Regions from separate parts of the Homo sapiens genome. Here region 1 is linked to region 2. A link is a loop called in an ENCODE intact Hi-C map of the cell type or tissue named here. Cell type or tissue: K562. All regions are shown on one strand. Links, peaks and the distances in the headings refer to the core of each region. The heading gives the core; the rest is flanking DNA. Region 1 has its middle 39 kb from the start of LINC02015. Region 2 overlaps TBL1XR1 (TBL1X/Y related 1).

The links. Peaks named below come from ENCODE experiments on the same cell type or tissue, not always from the same donor. Only the 100,000 strongest peaks of a DNase experiment are listed, where the experiment ranks them.
Region 1: a loop joins it to region 2, with 2.3 times the contacts of the local background. A loop is called at or near these places in 38 of 110 quality-filtered maps.

The regions. Positions count from the first base shown.
Region 1 is chr3:177,773,842-177,782,185 of GRCh38, reverse strand. No RefSeq gene overlaps it. Among named protein-coding and RNA genes, the nearest start is that of LINC02015, 39 kb to the left of the region's middle. In K562, for the core only: a CTCF peak has its summit at 4,234 (motif pointing right); a DNase peak (open chromatin) is centred at 4,255.
Region 2 is chr3:177,046,853-177,055,196 of GRCh38, reverse strand. It overlaps TBL1XR1 (TBL1X/Y related 1), which reads left to right. Exons shown (of 16, transcript NM_024665.7): 4 at 1,279-1,424; 5 at 3,471-3,693; 6 at 4,587-4,719; 7 at 5,059-5,200; 8 at 7,648-7,711; 9 at 7,800-7,897. It overlaps TBL1XR1-AS1 (TBL1XR1 antisense RNA 1), which reads right to left. Exons shown (of 4, transcript NR_174966.1): 4 at 7,274-7,563. Among named protein-coding and RNA genes, the nearest start is that of TBL1XR1-AS1, 14 kb to the right of the region's middle. In K562, for the core only: a CTCF peak has its summit at 4,240 (motif pointing left); no DNase peak of the experiment used is centred there.

The sequences.
Region 1 (8,344 bases), core at 38-8,037, 730 kb before region 2:
CTGAAAAGTTCAGGGATGAAGCGGGGCAGTCAGCAGAAAGAGAAAGGACACAAGAAACCTGCCCCTCCTCCCTGCTGCCTCATCTCCTTGGTCACAAACAAGCTCTCTTTCTCCTCCTCCCTCTCCCCCAGTCATGAGGGAGATCAGAACAGAGGGGAGAAGTAAAGGAGGTCTGTCAAGACCCTGCCCTGGCCCCCACTAAGAGCCACTATTCAAGTCTGGCCAGATGAACTGTGACTTGCTCCAGGGTCACAGATTTCCAGGGGGCCTCCTTGGCATTCATCCCTAAAAACCTTGCAATTGGGCCTCTCAGGCTTCCAGGGACATGTGGAATGGATTATGTTTCTAATCATAACACTGTCCAAGCTGTCTTCAAATAAGGAACTTGTGAGAGAAACAACCCAAATTAGGAAACCAACGTAGGCACGGCAGGAGTGGCCTTCAACCTCTCCCACACGCTGCCAACATTCTTCTCCTCTTGCCTGATACTGTCATTTAAGCATCCTGCTAACTGACAGAATTTTTCACAAGGCAATCTCTGTTTTTGGAGAACTTGTACCAGGTTTATTTATAATTGTCCTATTTCCAAGCATCAAATTTGTTATTTTCGCTGCTGCTTTTATTATTGGGAAACACTCTCCCCTCACCCAAAGACTCTGGTCCTCTTGAATTTTATTTTCTAGAAAAATCACCAGGCTCCTGAGTCTCAGAATCTCTTACTGAATAATTAGCAGAGTCACCATCAGCTCTGCGGGATTCATAGTGGGTATTTATGCATGCTCACTCTTCACTATCGCCTCTGACTGCAGCTCCAAATCTTTGAATTTGGGATATGAATGATCTGAATGATCCTCCTCCCAGCGGTATCTCATGCACATTCCGTCGTCAACTAGAGACCTGCCTCAGATCCTGCTAGGTGCCTCAAACCCCAAGCTTTACCCTAGTTCCTAATTTATCTCCCACAGCTAAGGTATCTCTTTAACAAAATAAAGACATTTGAGTCAACAATAATAAACAGCCTGGGCTGGGCACAGTGGCGCATGCCTGTAATCCCAGCACTTTGAGAGGCTGGGGTGAATTGCTTGAGCTCAGGAGTTCCAGACCAGCCCAGGCAACATGGCAAACCCTGTCTCAACAAAAAATGCAAAGATTAGCCAGGCGTAGTGGTGAGCATCTGTAGTCCCAGCTACTTCAGAGGTTGAGGTGAGAGGATCACTGGAGCCTGGGAGGTCAAGGCTGCAGTGAGCCGAAATCGTTCCACTGCACTCCAGCCTAGGCAACAGACAAAATTAGAACCATAATTATGATAAACACCTGCCCCCATAGGGCAGGTACTATCATTTTAATTTTCCAGTTAAGGAAACTGAGGCACAGAGCAATTAGCTTGTTAAAGATCCCACAGCTAGTAAAATAGTCAGATTTTGAACTATAATAATCATCACTGGTACACAGATTCTCTCTCTCTCTCTCTCTCTCTCTCTCATTCTTTCACTCCCTTTTTAAAAAGCCTTTTGCTTGTAAATAATTTCAAACTTACAAAAATTGGCAAGAATAAGAATAGTACAAAGAACACTGACATACTATTTACTCAGATTTATCTGTTAATATTTACCCTATTTGCTTTATCATTTGCACTCTCCATCTCATCTCTATCTACATAAATAAAATTTTATATTATACAACACATATTACATAATCTAATAAATAGATATTAAAATACATAAGATATTATATATGATATGTTTTTTCTAAGCCATATGGAAGTTGAATACATCAAGCCCCTTTACCCTTAAATAATTCAATGTGTATTTCCTGAGAGAGATTCTCTTACATAATCACAGCAGAATTATCTAATTCAGGAAACTTAACATTAACATAAAATTTTAATCCAATCTATTTAATCTAGACTATGTCCATAGTCTAATTTTTCCAATTGGCCTAAAAATGTCTTTTATATCATAATTTTTTTCCTCCAGTACAGGATTCAGTGCAGAATCAGGTATTGCACTGGTCATCTTTCTTTAGTCTCCTTTAATCTGGGACATTTCTGCAGCCTTCTTTCTTTCTTTTTTTTTTTCTTTTTTTAATGTCATTGACATTTTAAAAAATACAGGGGAGGTTGAGGTGGGCAGATCAAGAGGTCAGGAGATCGAGACCATCCTGACTAACACAGTGAAACCCCGTCTCTACTAAAAAAAAAATACAAAAAACTAGCCAGGTGTGGTGGTGGGCGCCTGTAGTCCCAGCTACTCAGGAGGCTGAGGCAGGAGAATGGCGTGAACCCGGGAGGCGGAGCTTGCAGTGAGCCGAGATCGAGCCACTGCACTCCAGCCTGGGCAACAAAGCAAGTCTCCGTCTCAAAAAAAAAAAAAAAAAAAAAAAGAATACTGTTCCTTCCTCCTTTTTCTAACAGAAAATATCTAATTTTCAGTTTTTTGAAGTTTCCTTATACTTACATTTATGCTATACATCCAGCCAGAATACCCCACAAGTAATATTGTGTTCTTCTCGTAGTATTATATCCTGGAAGTACAAAATATTTATTTGTGCAGGGCACGATAGCTCACGCCTGCAGTCCCAGCACTTTGGGAAGCCAAGGTGAGTGGATCACCTGAGGTCAGGAGTTAGAGGACACCCTGGCCAACATGGTGAAACTCCATCTGTACTAAAAATATAAAAATTAGTTGGGTGTGGTGGTGCATGCCTGTAATCCCAGCTACTTGAGAGGCTGAGGCAGGAGAATCACTTGAACCCAAGAGGCAGAGATTGTAGTGAGCTGAGATTGTGCCACTGCACTCCAGCCTGGGTGACAGAGTGATACTCCACCTCAAATTAAAAAATTTTTTAAAGCTTATTTGCTTCTTTATTTTGTTTACCTAATCAAGGCATTGTCTGATTTCTACACTGTGTAGATATAATTATTCCCTTGAAACTAATAGGCAATCTGTTGGGAGTCAGTTTAAAAACATAAAAATATCCTGCTCCTCATCAAAATTCTTCCTTAGATTTAATATCCATTGGTAATTTGGCCCTGGACCAATCTTGACTATGACAGCTATAAAATAATAATTTTCTAACTCCAGCAGTTTCTCCACATTTACCAGTCAGCACCTGGCATTCTACAACAAGCAAGAGTCCTCCTTTTTCCTCTGTTTATTCACTTATTTATTTATCTAATTATTAAATAAATTAGTTCAGATTCATGGATTCCTGTTTTCTTCAGTGGTTTATGGTCATACTGTCCTTATATATTTTGGTATTTAAATTGTTTCAGTTTTGGGCAACAGGAGCCACTTCCTGCCAGCTCTTTTCCTGTGACATGCCCTCAGCATTTTTTTTAACACTTCCCTTCTCATCGACATAACAAGATGTTTCATTAGCTTCTAGAACTTTCCCTGTCCCAGGCCTACATTTAGTCACTTCTCTGAGGAGAAGAGCCCTTGTTCTTTCAGTAGAGAATGGTATTAGAGGACAAAATCTGAGTACTAGGTGTGCTCATTGCTACTAGACTTTTTTTTTCTTCTAGGTCTTTTCAGCAGCTAGAGTTGGGAAATAGATGCATGTATATATGTATGTACACAAATATACATATACACTTACAATATGCATATGCACATATGTATACACACATACACACATTTACCTGAGCACACCTGCATGTATATACACATACATTTATTTTAGAAATGAGTTCATACCAATGCTTCCAATTTAGAGCACACTCTCTTAACCACTATGTAATCATTTTGTATGTGCTTCCACAATGGCTGAATTAAAGATGAAAGATAGAATCCAAAGTGACTCAGAGAATTTCCTCTGTTCTATTTATGATCACTACAATTCCTGCTGAAAATTTCTGCCCCCTTTTTGGGAAGCAACACTGTGTGTCCTTGAAGATTCAATTTTGTCTTTGTTCATGTCTGAGCTCCTTCTCCTTGCAAGACTGTGACGGGAGTTGAGAGGACAGAGCCTGAATTTCTCCTAGAATTTAGAGTTTGTGACGACCAACTATTTAAAATATTCTTTGGTAATCTACATAAATTACCCCAAGTCCTAAGACAGCAGGTAGTCTGTCCACCAAAGGTATAAGCTGGTACTGGGAGGTTGATGAAAACCAAAGGCATGTAGGCAAAGTCTCTTTCAGGTTAGAATGTAAGAATGGTGGTAGCAAAGGAAGATGGAGTCCCCTATATCTTTAGGTGCTAGAATGTGGGGGAAGATGCAGTCCCCAGAGATGGACACAAGGTGGCTCAGTGAACCTGTTCCCTGGTGCTCCACATCTCCCTAGAAGGAAAAAGATAACTATGTTCAGCAGCAGGCAGTCATTGGACATTATGGCAGCTGCCCAGCCAATCCTTGCAAGCTCAGCAAGACAACCTAGAGTGAATGCAACCAACCGGCCTAAAGGGTGATGACCCTAGTCCCATGGACCATACCTGGGTGCAACACAAGCCTTCAGGGGAGTCACATTGACTGGTACACATTGGTTTGAGCTTTTCTTTATGGCAGTTGTGTTGAGGCAGGAGTATGTCATGACTTTGGAACAAGAGACCTGAGCTCTAGTCCTAGCTCTGCTGATAAATATGTGGTCTTGCATCACGGTATCATATACAAGATATGACCTCTCTGAGCATCAGATACTTTATTTATAAAATGAAAAGAGTGCAAGATTGTTACATGAATTTGATATAATAAATGTAAAGCCCATGCATATAGTTAAGTCTTAGATAAATGTAGACTTTGTTAAGAACAATATAAAAGGTCATAATATGTAATATATGCTAAATCCTTAGATATGTCCCCAAGTAAAATAGTCTAGACTGCTTTATAGAAGGCCTTAGAGTCTGATATCAGGAGAGAACTGAACTGGACCAAATACACAACCATTCTTTTTAGATGATTTCTTGGTGTGGATTGGCAACAGCTAACAAGACTGTTTCCTATGTCCATTAGCCAGAATTTTATAGCAATGTAATGGTTTGGATTCCTGTTTTTTGAGATTGAAGTTTTAGCTGCTTTTGTAACTGAAAACATACCCACTCTTGGTCCACTGTTATGCTAAGAACACCTGAAATATTGTATTTTCTTTGGAACTTAAGTTGCCAGATACGGTGCGGTCAAGGGCTGAAACTAAATACAAGCAGCCCCTTGCTGAAATATGCTCTGAGTGGGTCTGCTGCTGTCACAAGCAGCGTTTCTCCCTCAAAGAGTTGGCATTCCTCCAGTTTTCCCTGCCCGTGATCACACATCCACAAACCAGCCAGCATGGCTAGTTCCTCCTACCATTTCATGATTGCTGACAGGTAGAATGTGGCTTTTGTTCTTTTCCTACTCGGGAACTCAAATACCAGAGCTGCTGACAGATGATGTTGTGGCAGATTCATTTTGGAACACCACATTTCTTAGCAATGTGTCACAGGAGGAGAATGTCTCAAGCCTACAGCCTCAAAACCCCTCTGCTCTGGAAGTACCATTGCCCCAACCCAGATACCTTCTCAGGTGACACAGGGCGAGTACATGCCTCACCTTGCTGTAAGGAGATGGGAATGGAAGAAACTATGAATGGTAGAGTGCAAGTCCCTCCTAAAAGCATTGACATTGGGTTATTTTTTAAACATTGTACCGGCCAAAACAAGTGAGTCAACGTATTTGTGACTCCTACCCGATGCTTGCCCTTTGCAGAGCTTGACATAAGGAAGACATGTTAGGGAAGCCAAAGATAAATCCAACTCTTGGCTCTGCTATCAGCAGGCTCTGAGACCTACAGCAGTCACTCGACATCTCTGGGCCCAGTTTCTTCTTTAGTAAGATGAGGACAGGAAGCCTCAGGTGGACATGCAGGTCCTCTACCATCTTGTGAGTCTCGGACTCCAGATTGGTGGCAACCTACCTTTCTAGTCTAAGCTCCTGTCTGCTGGCCAACAGAGGTTTAGGGAGACCAGAAGCTAATACAATTTATGATGCCCTCTGTATGAAAAATTATAAAAAGTAAGTCAATAGTGAATATTTATTCAGAATGAGAAAAGAAAAATGCAAAAATATCAGCTTTAAAAAGCCAACAAATACCAGAAATATCACAAAACCCAGAAACAAATAACAGATTTGTATGAATTGGTATCGATAACATAAGATTTGTACTGATGTTCTAACAAGTCTCCCTAAATGCCTGTATTCTACATTTTTGGCTGCAGAGTCTGTTTCTTTTTATGACAAAATTCTGTAATATCCTTTCCTACAGAGAAACTAGAAAGATCATTCCATTTTTCCTGTAACATGGTTAATCAAAATTTGTTTATTATTAATGATAATTGAGAGAATTTCTTTCAGCTTCACAACCTATTATTGACAATATCATGTACATGTTTAGTATTACCAAATTGGGGAAGCTCCTCTACCAAGTGTCTTTCATATATGAGCTGTAAGATTGCAGCCATTCATGTTTCCCTGAGCAGAGACTAATCTGAAATACTCTTGAAATTGATGATACTCATTAATTAGGGCCTTGGGAAGGCATCTACTTTTACCACCTCACACTAGGTACCCCGCAGCCCCACCTTCATGCACACTGAACGTCTCACCTGTTCCTAACACACGACAACCTTCTACAGCTCTGTGGCTTTGCAGATGCTGATCCCTCACTGAATTGCCTTTCCTTTCTCCTCCCCCATACCCTTTCTCCAGGGTTCAAGCAGATTCAGTCACCATTCCTCTGCACTGTCCCTGCCTGGTACTCATAAGACTAGTAGAGAACCCTTCCTTTAGTGTTGTAATTCTGTTTGTCTACCTTCCCCACTAGACTTAGATTCCCTTAATTAAGGGAAGGCAATGATTCTCTCCATCTGTCTAGCACCAGGAATAGGACAGAAAAAGATGCTTGATAAGTGTATCACAAATAGAAATTCCTCAACAACACAGATGCAAGAAGTGCCACAATTCTTTACCTTTCTATAAGAAACCTTACTCTCCTCTAAGTTCTCTATTGTCAATCGATGATTTTTAAAAAACACACAGCATTAGTGATTTATTGGGGCATCTTTTTCCTCCCTTGGACTCAGGCAGTTCATGAAAATGGGGGCTCGCCCTAAGGCCACTAGTCAGCATTAGTTATCCTGGACACCGTTTCTCCTTCTGCCACTCTAGGAGGGTGATGGAATTGTAGTCCTCTCCTCTCACCTCTAGCCTGGCCCTCAGGGATCCCTTTCCCTGATTTCAAAATGGCAGCACTGGGGACAACCACTTAAATCACCTAGGTGGCTATCTTCCTTCCAAAGTGCAATCATCTTTAGGAGGTGCAAATGTGAGCAGGCAGCAGGTCTGTACCAACTGCAGGACATTTCAGGCTCACTTCCTTCAAGGCCCTAGATATCTTCCCAAAAGGACCGAGTAAAGAAGTCATCAAACTTGTGTATCGCCACCAGCCTCAGAGAAAAAAAGGAAAGGAAGGAAGGAAGGAAAGGAGGGAGGGAGGGGGAAAGGAGGAAGGGAGGGGGAAAGGAGGAAGGAAGGAAAGAGGGAGGGAAGGAAGGAAGGAGAGGAATGGAGGGATAAAGAAAGAGTGGGGAAGAGCAAGAGGGAAGAGGAAGAGAGGGGAAGATAAGACTGTCTTGGGGAAAGAAGTGCAGAAATTCATAACATTGAAGTCTGGTTGCCCTCCCTCTATGGATGAAAGATGCGATTACTTCTTCATCCATTTTCTGATGAGTCTGCTCAAGCAAGAAAGTACTAATACTAATAACAATATAAGGCACAGGTTAATTTCTACATTAACTTATTAATGCATCGACCTGCCACAAATGTTTATTGAAGAATCAATCAATGAATGAGTTTTCATAGTTCATTATCATGAGTCTGTTTTTGTTTTAATGACATAAATATCATTTTAGGAAAAATAAAACAATGTCCTTCTCTTCACACGTACATAATTGCACAGATAAGAATAATGATTCAAAGCCATTTTTTTCCTGCACTGGGAAAACAGAGCAGACTTGTTCATTTCTGCTACAATGATGAAGTTTCCTCCCCTGCTTCAGAAAACAACTTTAAGTATACTGTGTATTTTATAGAAAGTGGTTAAGGCTGATGAACTTGCATTCGACTCCTACTGGCTAACCTCAAACAATCTTATACAAGGAAAAACAAAATAAAACAAAACTGTTTTCTTCTTAATCAGACAGAGCCCCTTTAAGAGAGGCTGAATTACAATGCCTAATGCTCCTCATCAAAAGACACTAACAGATTTCCAGAGCAAAGGGCACCCCTGATCTAATGTATTCTTCCAAGTGAGGTTGATGTTTGTAGTGTAAGGAAGAAATGGAAATTTCACTCCCTCACATCATCTGGTCAT
Region 2 (8,344 bases), core at 59-8,058:
AAAAAGACATTACTAAACACTAAAAAACTAGGCTAGACAGGCTAGCCAACAGACATACTATATAGATTAAATCAGTTTAACCAAGACCCAAAATAAGCCTGTATTTATTTCCTTTGTTTAGTATAAATGTTTATTAATATTCTATATTACTTGTACAATTTAATTGAATTGTTTAAAATACTTCATAGAAATTACTACTTAATGATAAATGGTGATTAATATTTCAGTAAAGAAAATAACCACCCTTGGTTTATCAGCTTCTTAGAATTTTACCTTTGAATTTTGACTAGATATTAATAAAAAGCAAGGCCAACATAAAGAGATTTTTATTAAGTAAGTGCTTTGGTTTTAAGTATTTCAAGTTAAGAGTAAGTAATTGCTGATGGAGACCTATAAACCAGGTAATCATTTGCTAGCTGTTCATTTCTTAAATATTTCATATAGATGAGTTATTACTAAGTGGCAAAGAATTGGTATTTTTAAAGCACTTAATTCATACATAAAATGAGATTTAACCGTTATGATTTTTTAATATTTGAATTTATTTTTATTATTTTAGTTTTCCTAAGTAGTTCCAAAGAGCTCCAAAATACTGAATTTATCAGATGTTTGACAATTTATATGTAGAAATTTAAATACTTCAGATTTTACCTGAGTGCTAGATTGCTTTACAGACATTATTGAATTATAACTACGTAGTAGATAACAATTACATGAAGTAAATGAAGATCATTCAGAATGAATGAATTCCTATTTAAAGCATATTATGTGTACCACTTTTGAGAGATGCTGAATACTTGAACTGGGCTGGGATGAAAGAAAATTTGAAATAAAGTTCCTTAATTCTAGATGTAAAAAATATTAAAATATAATACAGAAATATTAAATGTCCCTTAATCTGTCTTGGCCTGATTTAAATGAAGCAATTTAATTATATGATTTCCAAAGACTTGTTTTACCTTTTACATTTGATGCTTTTTGTTAAGAAAAGTTGTGTACCATGACATTTTAGAAAATTTGAAGCTATATAATCAAGTATTTACTAGAAATTTTAAAGAGTACATTAAGAGAAAAAGAAAGTATGTAAAGGCTGACATGTTTACATGCACACACACGCGCGCGCACACACACACACACACACACACACACACGACCTTCGTCTGGGATTTTAAATGGGTAGGATGGGATTTGAAAAGATGATGGTGATCTTTCTTTCTGTGTCATTTAGCATGTTGCCACTAGGAAAATAAATTCTCATGCCTTTTCTTTTGTTTTTAGGATTTTCTCATTCAGCATTTACCTTTGGTATAGAAAGCCATATCAGTCAGTCCAATATAAATGGTGCCCTCGTCCCACCCGCTGCATTGATTTCTATCATCCAGAAAGGTCTACAGTATGTAGAAGCAGAAGTTAGTATTAATGAGGTAAGGAAGACTTATTTCAAATACTGATTTTTTTCATCTTAAATATGCCGTTAAGTCAGCTGTCTTGCTTGCTTATTCAGTATTCTGACTTTAGCTTCACAGGGTTAACAAAAGTGCAGGCAGTTCATCCCTAATGTGGTAGTCAGGTTGCACCGGCAAGGTGTTGGCGCCTAGTTGTAAGGACCATTATCTGTAGTTTGTTTGCCTTAATCTGTTTGTGTAAGTAAACACTAATAAAGAATTTTTATTAACACAACAGCATTGTGCTGTGGAATGCTAAGATCATAATTATTGGCCTGAAAATTGTAAATTCTCACGTTATTTGAATATACCCAAATTTAAACCAGTTTGTAATTGAAGCCAACTCTGGATGGTACTGCCTATCTAAGGACTACATGTGAGTAGTTTGTTTGGCTTAGGGGTCAGCATACTGTGGCCCATTAGCCAAATGCTCCTCCCTGTTTTTCTCAATAAAGTTTGATTGGAACATAGCCACATGCATTTACATATTGTCCATGGCTACTTATGGCATAATAGTAGTTGAGACAGAGACCTTATGGCCTGCAGAGCCTAAATTAATATTTACTGTCTACTCTTTTACAGAAAAAGGTTGTAAACCCCGGTCTAGTTTAAAATGTTGTTTTTGTTTTTTGTTTTGTTTTGTTTTGTGTGTGACGGAATCTCGCTCTGTTGCCCAGGCTGGAGTGTGGTGGCACAATCTCAGCTCACTGCAACCTCCGCCTCCTGGGTTCAAGCGATTGTCCTGCCTCTGCCTCCTTAGCAGCTGGGATTATAGGCACCCACCACCATGCCCAGCTAATTTTTGAATTTTTGTAGAGACAGGGTTTCCCCATGTTGGCCAGGCTGGTCTTGACTCCTGACCTCAGGTAATCTGCCCACCTCGGCCTCCCAAAGTGCTGGAATTACAGGCATGAGCCACCACGCCCAGCCTAGTTTAAAATTTTTATCTATAGTGAGGAGCTTTTCCCATTACTTCTATTTCAGAGATTAACATGTTCCCCTTTTGCGAGTATTTTTAAACTGAAGTATCTATGATTTCTGTATCAATGATTATTACTAGAATTAGAAATTACATAATATACTAAAATGGATTTGTTTGTTTCCTCAGCTCTTTGAGTGACCATCCAGTAACGCAAAACTAAATTTTTTCTTAAAATGTGTGTAAATTTGACATGGCGCTTATTCCACAGTGTATCTGTGTTGGGTTTAGTATCTTAAAAATTATTTATAAGTTAAAATACTTTCTCCTGTTCCTGAAATATTACATTACAATGGACAGTTTAGAAAGACAGGCTGTGTTTTTGCAGCTCACAGTACCCTGCAATAACACTGTAGATTGTCACTGGTACATGTTTACCAGTTTAAGTGAACCAGACTTCACATATGCATGTTCCCAGCTAATTTGTACTGTTTGTATTTCTGACTTGTTCTGTGTTTGTGTCTCTTCTTGTGCTTACTTGGAGAACTCTTTATTAGGAACTTCCTAATATCAATAAGTAGAGCTTTGGAAATTTTAATAACTCCCTAATATTCAAGAGCACTATAGCCCCATGAAGTCTGTTTCTGCTTTAATATTTGAATCAAATCACAAGAAACTCTTCAGCTCAAAGTTTTTAGTTTTTTAAAAGATGTATTTACTATAATGGGGCACCAGGCCTCTGATCATTATATGAACTATATTCCATATTGTTTGTTGCTTTGACTAACAGAATTTCAGAATCTAATTAATAAGCCTTTTTATCAGCTCGGCCTACATCTTATTATCTCTTTCATTTCAGCTCTATCTGTACAGCTCTATACTGTAATAATAGTATGAATTAAATGAAAAGGAAAATGTAAGCAGTCATTTCCAGTTGCTGCTTGTAGTTTCTTTATTCCCTCCGGACTTCTTATATGAATTCAGAAAGTTCCTAAAAATGTTTTTTTAGGAACGAAGATTTTCATTTCATTTCTGATTTTGTATAAATACAAATAACTTTAAATATTGCCTTTGATTTTTCTTCTCTCACAATTTTCCAAATCCAGGATGGTACCTTGTTTGATGGTCGACCAATAGAGTCTCTGTCCCTGATAGATGCCGTAATGCCTGATGTAGTACAAACAAGACAACAAGCTTATAGAGATAAGCTTGCACAGCAACAGGCAGCAGCTGCTGCAGCTGCCGCAGCTGCAGCCAGCCAACAAGGATCTGCAAAAAATGGAGAAAACACAGCAAATGGGGAGGAGAATGGAGCACATACTATAGCAAGTGAGCTCAGACAAGAATTTTTTTTTAATTACATGGTTTATTTATTTATTTTTTTAAACTTTTAATTCGGGGTACATGTGCAGGTTTGTTATATAGATGAACTCATATCACAGGGGTTTGTTGTACAGACTATTTCATCACCCAGGTACTAAGCCTAGTGCCCAATAGTTATTTTTTCTGATCCTCCTCTTCCTCCCACCCTCCACCCCCCAGGAAGGTCCCAGGAGACAAGAATTTTTAAAAATTTTTTCTCAGAAGAAATGCCCCATCTTCTATGCTGAAATAATTTCATCTGTTAACTTGCACCAACTTGTTTCCCTAACTTGTATCACACAGTTCAATTCAGATTTTTATTCCTAAAGCTCCAAAAAGCTAGATTTACTTTTATTTTCTTTTTAAAATATCTAGAAACCCTTTTCCCATTGTTAAATGAATTTTTACATCTACATTTGATTTCTAAATAAAATTTGTAATACTAGTTATCAACAAATAACCATAGAGCTCTGACATCGAGATAAAAGGCAACTCATGTTATATGAATGATATCAGCAACCCCTACTGGCAGAAACTCAGAATAGTACTGATAGACATTATATTTAATTCAAACCATTTTATCGTTTTATCCATGTTTAGGTCTAATCATTTAAAGTCTCCCATCCCACTCCCACCCCCACCCCTCTAAAAAAAAAGTATGTGGTCAATACTTAATTAAAGATAAGAATTTATTTTCTGTGTGACTAAGACTGTGTAGTCATGTTCAGCTTAACTGGATATAATTGAAAAATGTTACACTGTGTGCGATAAAGGAAGGTATTTGCTAGTTAAGAAATCACCCATCCACCATGTTGTAATACTGCCTAACTGGAAATGCTTACTTGTGTTTCACGATGCAGATAATCATACTGATATGATGGAAGTGGATGGGGATGTTGAAATCCCTCCTAATAAAGCTGTTGTGTTGCGGGGCCATGAATCTGAAGTTTTTATCTGTGCCTGGAACCCTGTTAGTGATCTCCTAGCATCAGGGTATGTTTCTCAAAGTGATACTAAAATGACTTAAAAATATCTTATTGAACATTTTATAAACATATGCATTATTCAGGTTTTCTGTTGTTGCTTAGTTGTGGCCATTTTGTCTCTGTAAATTTTTTATTCCTTCATGAAGTAATTGTAGAATTTTTAATTAAACTTACTATTTCGAGAATGCTTGGGGGTCCCAACGTGTAGAATGGGAAAAATACTGGAAATGAAAATTCGTGATAGTCGTTTTTATTTGCCTTATTAATATTCAGATGTAAATATGTTGCCTTGTTCTGATACGTGAGAATGTCATGAGGATCTAAAATATATTGCATACTTTTATAGGTCTGGAGACTCAACAGCAAGAATATGGAATCTTAGTGAGAACAGCACCAGTGGCTCTACACAGTTAGTACTTAGACATTGTATACGAGAAGGAGGGCAAGATGTTCCAAGCAACAAGGATGTCACATCTCTAGATTGGAATGTGAGTATCACTATATCCATGATGGATATAATTACTAGTATACCTAACCCTCAGAGCCTCATACTCACGGCAGGGTTTGTCTATTTGTTCAGAATTTGGGGTTTTATTAACTAGTAACAACAAACCGGGAGTCGTCCCCTGCCAGCCCTCTCCCCCACTGTGGGACACAGACTTGCCTTAGTCAGACCAAGGTTCAACATCCAGCTCTTCAGTGTATCCCACAGCATATCCTTGGTTAAATTGTTACTTTTTACTCTGTACTTCATTTTCTTTAAATGTCAAGTAGAAGTGTGAAAATGGTACCTAAATATTTGAGATAATAGGTGAAAATTCTTACCATAATAACAAACAACATACTAAATCTATAACAACCGAGTCCTTAGGGGATAAAAGAATTCTGTGTAGCAAAAAACATGTTCTTGTTTTTCTCTGTATTCTGTGAACTGGTAGAACTTTATTACCAATTTCCTTTTAGGGATCATTAGTCTAGACAACGTCTGAATTTTATTCCCACTGTAGGAATCTTGTAATTCTCTGATTCTGTGTATGATTCAACATCTTTCAGGACAACTTGACTACTGTGACTTACAAAAAACTTTGACTTCGTTGTTGATAAATTCTCACCATTATAGTTTTAAATACATCTCTTACCTCGCTCCGCTACCCCCTGCCCCTCCCCCAAAACTCTTAGATTATTTCAGCATTGCAAAGAATATCAAGATAGTTGTTCTTTGCTCAGCAAATGAATGTTCTTTTCTCTTCTGTTTAACAACCCTTTGTGGACTTTCTAAAGGATCTTCCAATTCTTTTCCCCGGGAATGAGATCTATCTTTAAAATGATTATCCCCACTAAAGTTCTCAGTTTCTGTGAAATGTTTTTTCAGAAATCATAGCTAGGTATTTTTAGCATTTTCTTCCAAAATTGCCAGCAGCATATTTACTCTTCCCCTCCATATGACAATTCTAAAAATTCCAAAGGGGTTTAGCACATTGTAGTATTATTTACTTGTAAGATCAAGACAGAATTATTTTCTTAATATGGGCCCTTATTATATTTTAGTTCAGATATCTTACAGCTTTCTTACGCTACCTGGTCCACTGGCCATGTTAATGAAATTTATAGTTTACACTGAAAAGGATGGTTAATGAATATTGGTTTGTTGAGCTTGGTAGTTCTGAACTGCATTTTATAGTTTTGAAAAGTGTGGGCTTTTAAAAAATGTGTTATTCACGGTGAACTTGGAAAACATTATCCTCGATTAATGATTCTTTTCCATGGCTAAAGCAAGAGAGCCTGTGAGATTTCTCATCTTTACAGTATTTTCCTAGTTGAGCAGTTCATGAACTAAAACATTTAGGGACTGATAGTTTAGAGGAAACTTGACATTGTGTAGGATGTGGAAATAAGCTTTTACTGTTGACTTCAACATGGCTCCCCTTCTTCTTGAGACAGAGCCCTAAGGGATGGCCACATCCCAGCAGAATTGAGTCTGCAGTTCCCAGAACCAGCATTTGTTTTTGTTTGTCACTTAGCCATACTGCTAAATGGCTTGAGAGATGTGAAATAGGTGATCTTGTTTTGAATGCCCTTACCAAAAACCATCAATAATATGTCAAGTAATGCAGGATTTCATTCTCCAGTAATGTTTACTGATTCTAGCAATAGTCTGTTTACTATAATCTGTAACTTCTGTGTTTGCATAGAGTAGGTTAGATCTGTCCTTTTATTACACAATTCATCGAGGCAAGGTGCACAGCAAGGGAATATAAGTTGAGAGAAATTTATATGGACTTTTCCTCCTGGTAAAGTAGGCAGTTGTACTTACTTCATTAACTATAAAGTCAGCCTGTGCTCTTTTCTGGCTCTTTTCCTTGTTGATCTTTTTATTGGCAAATATTTCATAGTGGGAAGGGATTAATAATAGAAAGGAACATTCAAGTATTTAAGAATCTGATCATTCGAAACAATGATATTGTTTGGATCATACCCACACACTTCGTTTTAGACAGTAAAGGATTTAGAGGAATGGCCATATAAAACCTTCTAATCATATTTTAAAGTTTTTCTTTTTTACTTCTAATAAATCATTGTAAGACTATGAATTTGATGTTCTTCCCAGTCCACCACTCTACCTTCATTCTTAGTTGTGTGAGTCTGTGAGAATACTTTTGGCATGCATGAGGTGGGGTGATGTAGATCCTGGTCCAGAGCAATCACTGTCAGTTGTTGAACTTTGGATATAAGGCCCCCATACAACATTAGTGTCACACAGTGGAAGGGTTTCATAGGCCTTTAGTGGCACTCACAAGTAGGCAAAACTGACAAGTTTTGAAGCAGAGAATGTCTTCATTCTCTTCTGTACCTGGGATTTAAACATGAAATACTTTAACAACAATTAAATACCGTATCTAGATTATATAATTAAAGAAATGTTTTTCTCTGGCAGAGTGAAGGTACACTTCTAGCAACTGGTTCCTATGATGGGTTTGCCAGAATATGGACTAAAGATGGTAAATGAAGCATTTTCCTTTTTACTTTGTTGTTGATCTAAAGATAGAAAATTTAAAATAATGTTAATGTTTTTCTTTTGCATTTTAGGTAACCTTGCTAGCACCTTAGGGCAGCATAAAGGCCCTATATTTGCATTAAAATGGAATAAGAAAGGAAATTTCATCCTAAGTGCTGGAGTAGACAAGGTAAAAGCTCATTAAGTTCTGTAAAGGCAAATGTATTACAGAGCTTAATTGAAAGCAGTATTTTGTCTTAGCTGCCAATTACATAAACATTCCTATTTGGGAAATTCACATAGGAATTTATGCTAGAAATACTCCTTAGGTCTATCAGCTCATTTCTGAATCTACTTACCAAAATGTCCTTATCCTTTTATCTATGTGAACACTTTTAATTTTACCTGGAATTTGAACCATAAACAATGTCATACGTCCTGCACTTTTTGCTTCCCTTCTACAATTTCTAGTTAGTCTCACCAGTGAATATGGCTCTGGAGTGAATCCATGGGAAATTCTAGAGCTGGTCTGTTAGCCGAACTCCTGGTACTTAATTGAAGCTAATATGAAATGCAGGATCTGTCTAGCCTTCTTTGTCTAAGTCGGCTGGTGAATATAGATGAGTTGGAAATAGGA